2 separate regions of the Homo sapiens genome follow, and region 2 is linked to region 1. A link is an interaction called in ENCODE POLR2A ChIA-PET data of the cell type or tissue named here. Cell type or tissue: GM12878. All regions are shown on one strand. Each heading gives the region's core, and the rest is flanking DNA. Links, peaks and the distances in the headings are about the cores only. Region 1 has its middle 120 kb from the start of CCND2. Region 2 has its middle 27 kb from the start of CCND2.

Region 1 (2,908 bases), core at 217-2,716:
CTCTGAAGGCACCAATTACTGTTTTTATTAGTGCTCTATTACCGAGTTGCATAGATTTCTCAGGCCTGCCCAATCCTATTATTTTTAGCCTGTTATTTTTAGTGTGCAGTTTTACAGAATACAAAGTTTTTCAGGAATGTATGTATTATGTTACAGCACCTAACCTGTACTAAACCAATAGTGCTTATCTTTAACTGAACTAGAGTGTAATCACACCCACAGGATACTAAGCCATAGTTGAAAACAAAAACATAGAGCTACGTGGAAAAATCCCCACTGCAGAGTTAAGTGAACAAAAGCAAGCTGAAGCACAATACATACAGTATGATCTTATTCATGCAGTGAAGGGAAATAACCTTTGTAACAATGCTTTTCATTCTCTATGCATAAAGACACTGTATTCCATATGTCAGTAAATTAAAGGGAAACCTGGTAACAGCTTCGAGTTTAGTGAGAGAGGGGAGAAGGATCCCAGCAACATTGCCCTTAAATCCAGGTCAATGATGTCCTACTCTGGTCCCCTCTGGATCCTTCCCTTGGGACAAAAAGTTCTGCATTTAGTGGCACTTCCCTTTCCAGATCACAGTCCCTGGAAACTGGGACGCCAGAATTCTCTTGCGAGAGACTCCCGAGCCTGCTACATTTCTGGATCCATTTTCCTGACAATTGTTGCCTTTGTGCGCACCCTTAGGTCCAGGGAAGGGGCAGCGGGAAGAGAAGATGGGAAAGCAAGAGACCTCCACTGGTCCTGTTTTACAGGCAGGCCTGGTTACCAGGAGATAGAGTAGGTGCTGTCTGATCCTGCAGGAGGTTTTTTTTGTTTGTTTGTTTTTAGACAGGGTATTCCTCTGTCACCCAGACCGGAGTGCAGTGGCGCGATCTGAGCTCACTGCAACCTCCACCTACCGGGTTCAAGTGATTCTCCTGCCTCAGCCTCCCGAGTAGCTGGGATTAGAGGTGCCTGCCATCATGCCCGGCTAATTTTTGTACTTTTAGTAGAGACAGGGTTTCACCATGTTGGCCAGGCTGGTCTTGGACTCCTCACCTCAGGTGATGCACCCGCCTCAGCCTCCTAAAGTGCTGGGATTACAGGTGTGAGCCACTGCGCCCGGCCTGGTCCTATGGGACTTTATGTGTAAGGTCCAAGTTTTACAGGGAGAATCAGTTTTACGTTGTTTAGATACTTAACAATTAATTAAAACATAACAAAAAATTGCGATACTTTCTACTCATCTGGAAACTGGAACTAACAGGGTCTTTCATGATAATTCTTGATTATGGTTCCTGAGTTCGATGGGGAAAGAAATGGGGAAAATTAAGACATAGAGGGTGACAGGTGTCAGTGACTTCCTACTTTTAAAGAAAGCAGGCTTACTGTGATGGCTGCAGAGGGCTATGGGGTGAGAGTGGAATTCCCCAGAAGCAAAAGCCATAGCAATTAGTAGAATTTCCACCCCACTTCCACCCACTGTCTCACGTCCAGCCCATGGCCTGGCCCCAAGAAGCACCCAGGAAACAGTCCTGAGCAGGCCTTGTATCACACACTTCAGGGCAGTTGGTCAAATCTGTCATCAGAGGCGCCACAGACCAGGGGATTTCCTGTGGGTGGAGTCCTCAGCAAGGTCTTGGCACTATTCTGGGGTGTTCCCCAGCTCCCCCACACTGATTCCAGGAAGCCTGCCTGGGATTATCAGAACTTTGCTATCTTGTCCTCAGCTGCTTTCAACAAAACTGGGTGGGGGCTGGGGATAGGCCACCTGGTGAATGAGCCAAAGGAGAACAGAACCAGGAAGCAGCAGGCCAGCCATCTAGGTGTGTCTACTTATGAGCTTGGGCAAGCCATTTAACTCTGCGCCCCGCCGGTCCCCCTGCTACCTATAAAATTGGGATAATATTCCATCTCAGGGCAACTTCAGAAGGCTGTTGTGAAAATTAAATGAGATAAACAATCGATCTGATTTTTAAAAAAGACCAAAGACTTTGCATAGGCTGGGTGTGGTGATTCACCTGTAGTCCCAGCGCTTTGGGAGGCTGAGGCGGGAGGGTTGCTTGAGCCCAGGAGTTTGAGACCAGCCTGGGCAACATAGCAAGACACCGCCTCTAAAAAAAAAAAAAAAAAGACTGAATATATCTCACCAAAGAAGATACACAGATGGCAAATAAGCACATGAAAAGATGTTCAACATCATATGTCATCAGGGAAATGCAAATTAATACAATGATAAGACACCATTACACGCTATTAGAATGGCCAGCTCCAGAACATAGAAAACACCAAATGCTGGACAGAATGTGAAGCAACAGGAACTTTCATTCATTGCTAGCAGGGATGCAAAATGGTACAGTCACTTTGGAAGACAAGTTTGGCAGTTTTTCACAAAACTAAATGCACTTTTACCACACAAGCCAACAACTGATTGAACTCCTTGGTATTTATGTCCACACAAAAACCTGCACACAGATATTTATAGCAGCTTGTTGTTTTGTTTTCTTTTGTTTTGTTTTGAGATGGAGTCTTGCTCTATCGCCCAGGCTGGAGAGCAACGGCACGACCTTGGCTCACTACAACCTCTGCTTCCTGGGTTCAAGCGATTCTCCTGCCTCAGCTGCCCGAGTAGCTGGGATTACAGGTGCCCACCACCATGCCCGGCTAGTTTTTGCATTTTTAGCAGGGGTTTCGCCATGTTGGCCAGGCTGGTCTTGAACTCTTGACCTCAGGTGATGCACCTGCCTCGGCCTCCCAGAGTGCTGGGATTACAGGTGAGGGCCACCGTGCCCAGCCAGCAGCTTTATTCTTAATTGCCAAACCTTGGAAATAACCAAGATATCCTTCAGCAGGTGAATGGAGCAACCAACAATGGTGCATCCACATAATGGAGTATTATTCAACTCTGAAAAGAAATGAGCT
Region 2 (2,908 bases), core at 185-2,684, 93 kb after region 1:
CCTGCCTGTACAGTGCCTTTATGTGTTGTTGATTTTTGCCATGAGCCTTCAGGCTTCTCCTTGTAGCCCTGACAAGGGAAATCCCATAATGAAGGATTTCACGGAGCTCCACGGGCTGGTGGAGGCTTTTCTTTCCATCTGTCATTTTACTTTAAGCCTTGACCTTTCTGTTCCCATGTGAGGCAGTACCAGGAAGGGGCTTGGGCTGGAGAGCAAACGTCTGGGTTTGGACCCCAGATTGGGCTGTCAGTGAAGCAGAGAAGATAACCTAGGGTTTCGACAACCTTAAAATAAGTCAAGGAAGACAGCGCACATCCCAGGGGGTACGATGGGGGGGCAAAGATGGGTGGTGAAGAGTTTAAATAAAGGAGAGCCCCTTGGTTTAGAAGGAGGTCCTACATGGAAGTAGGAAGGCAGAGTAGTCTAGGCGCCCCCCTCTCTGGCCACCCCTGGCCACTCAGGGATCCCATTTTTACTGAAGAAAGCAGAGGCTTCAGAGTCCAAAATATCTGGGTTTGAATATTGGCCCTACTACTTGCTGGAAAGTTGGAGCCACGTGGCAAACAACCTTGCTAAGCAACCTTGGGCAAGCTGCTTATTTTCTCTGACTCTCAGTTTCCTCATGTGAAAGTTAGAGGTCTCAACGCAGACATCACAGGCTGCTCTGCAGCTGGAACAGGATAATGGCAGGTGCTTGGCAGAGCACCTGCACACAGGTAGCGCTTAATCAAGAGTGGCCACAAGTTTGTTTCAGATGAGGATAGAACCCCAACATAAACTGGAAGATAACAGAGACCAAAATGCCCAGCCTCGGCCTCTCTTTGCTGAGAGAACCCCCCGAAACTCTCCAGAGGGGCCTCAAAGCAGGACAAACAGCCAATAGGAAAGCAGGCTCAGGGCTTTGATGGCAGTAAAGGGCCATCTTCTGACCAACTTTCCCATGTCAGGTCGATAGGGAGACTGAAAAAAAAATTATAGTCTCCAAGGCTCCAAGACAAAATACCCACCCGGCACTGCTTTGAAAGGGCAAACCCTTCGAGATGCACAAGGATTTTGATTGTTTGAAATGTTGGTAACATTTCATCTTCCCAGAGACCTTGTTCATTTATCAGGGTTCTTAAAACCCTTTTGTTCATAAGCTTGTGGTGAGGACAGAAAACATTCTATCTAATATCAGAGCACAGCTGTTCAGCGACAGAAAGACTTAGGGGAAAAGCCCTTCAAAAAAAAAAAGGAAGGGGGGAAAACACCAGGGCTATAAACATGGGAAAAGCGACCGTGGCTGAAAGAAGGCCTTGCAAGCAACAGCTGCCTAACAAGAATATGCTGTTTGGGGAAGTGTGAGAAAGAGAATGAGCACACTGACAGCAGGGCCTCTGCAAGGGCTCGGTAAACACTGGGACCAAGGCGAGGCCCCCAGAGCTGGGCTCCTCCTCTCTGTAGGGTTCCTGGCAGTTCTGCACAAGGCCCCAGCCAGGGCCCCTAAAAATGTTTGAAGTAGGTGTGGAACCTTGAGTAACATCTTCTTAAGGGCCAGTGTGGCTGGGAAAAAAAAAAAAAGGCCTAGCGGAAAACTCTGTCCATCCAATGCCACAGAAGATCAAGAAATATTTTCTAAAAAGGGCTTTGACTGCTCCTGAAAGCACAAGACAGAGCGAGCAGGGTCAGACCAAGGCAGGGACCGTGTGGCACTAGCCACCGGCTGAGTGAGGCCAGGATGGACAGTTCCGGGGTCTTGGATTCATTTTCAGCTCTGCATTTTTCAGTCGAGGCTCATGTTGATTTTCACGAATTCCAACAAAGGAAAATCACATCCACATTTATGAAATGTCTGAATAGTAGCATTTTAAAAAATGTGGTTTCACATTTTAAGCCAAATTCTAAAAGGGAATAAGGATAAAGTTGATAGAAGAAAATTTTCACTACTGTGAATTACAGTCACCTTGTTACGTGATGTTAGCATGTGATAGTTATTGCAAGCAGGAGCTCTAGAATCAGAAAGACCTGGGCTTAAATGCTGGTGCTGGGTGACCTTGAAAAATGTTTCTGCGCCTCTGTGCCTGAGATTCCCCGTCAGTGCAATGAGAATCCGAGCATCTCCTCTACAGGGTTGTCGTGACGGTTCCATGAGCTTCTACGTAGGAAGTATCTAGAAGAGGCTTGATCCTAGTGAGCTGCACAAAATTGAAGCTATAATTTTAATGAGATGGGAGTTATAATGATTTTGTTGCAGTGAAAAGAGCCAAGTCAGGAAGCGTGGGAGATCTGAGCTCGACCACTAATTAGATTCCATGCCACCTCCGGGCCTCACTTTCCTCTGTTGGAGGCAAATGATACCTGTCTCCTTATCTGACATGAAAGTTATGGTTGGCCGAGTGCAGTGGCTCACACCTGTAATCCAAGCACTTTGGGAGGCTGAGGCAGGCGGATCACTTGAGGTCATGAGTTCGAGACCAGCCTGGCCAACATGGTGAAACCCTGTCTCTACTAAAAATACAAAAAAAAAAAAAAAAAATAGTTGGTGTGGTGGCAGGCACCTATAATCCCAGCGACTGGGGAGGCCAAGTCAGGAAAACTGCTTGAACTCAGGAGACGGAGGTTGCAGTGAGCTGAGATTGTGCCACCGCACTCTAGCCTGGGCGACAGAGTGAGACTCCATCTCAAAAAAAAAAAAAAAAAAAAGTTATGGTTAAAGAGACTTAGGAAGTATAAAGGCATGTATGAATGTGATCTATGGTTATTATAAAATCTCCTTATTATGCAATTTATTGTCCCTCATTCAGCAAAATTCTAATGCAAGGACTTTGAATGATCAGCTCATAATTCTACCCGATAATCTTGATTCTAATAAATCAATTGCAAAGAGAGAGAAAGAGACATAGTAAGAAGGACAATCGGAGAAATTTGA

The links. Peaks named below come from ENCODE experiments on the same cell type or tissue, not always from the same donor. Only the 100,000 strongest peaks of a DNase experiment are listed, where the experiment ranks them.
Region 2: POLR2A ChIA-PET joins it to region 1 with 5 read pairs; 5 of 35 experiments call an interaction of 5 or more read pairs at or near these places.

Annotation. Positions count from the first base shown.
Region 1 is chr12:4,152,066-4,154,973 of GRCh38, forward strand. No RefSeq gene overlaps it. Among named protein-coding and RNA genes, the nearest start is that of CCND2, 120 kb to the right of the region's middle. RefSeq lists a cis regulatory region at 1,357-1,950 and an enhancer at 1,478-1,847. In GM12878, for the core only: a CTCF peak has its summit at 1,579; a DNase peak (open chromatin) is centred at 1,506; H3K4me3 peaks cover 465 bases; H3K27ac peaks cover 2,500 bases.
Region 2 is chr12:4,245,007-4,247,914 of GRCh38, forward strand. No RefSeq gene overlaps it. Among named protein-coding and RNA genes, the nearest start is that of CCND2, 27 kb to the right of the region's middle. In GM12878, for the core only: no CTCF peak of the experiment used is centred there; a DNase peak (open chromatin) is centred at 1,284; H3K27ac peaks cover 1,308 bases.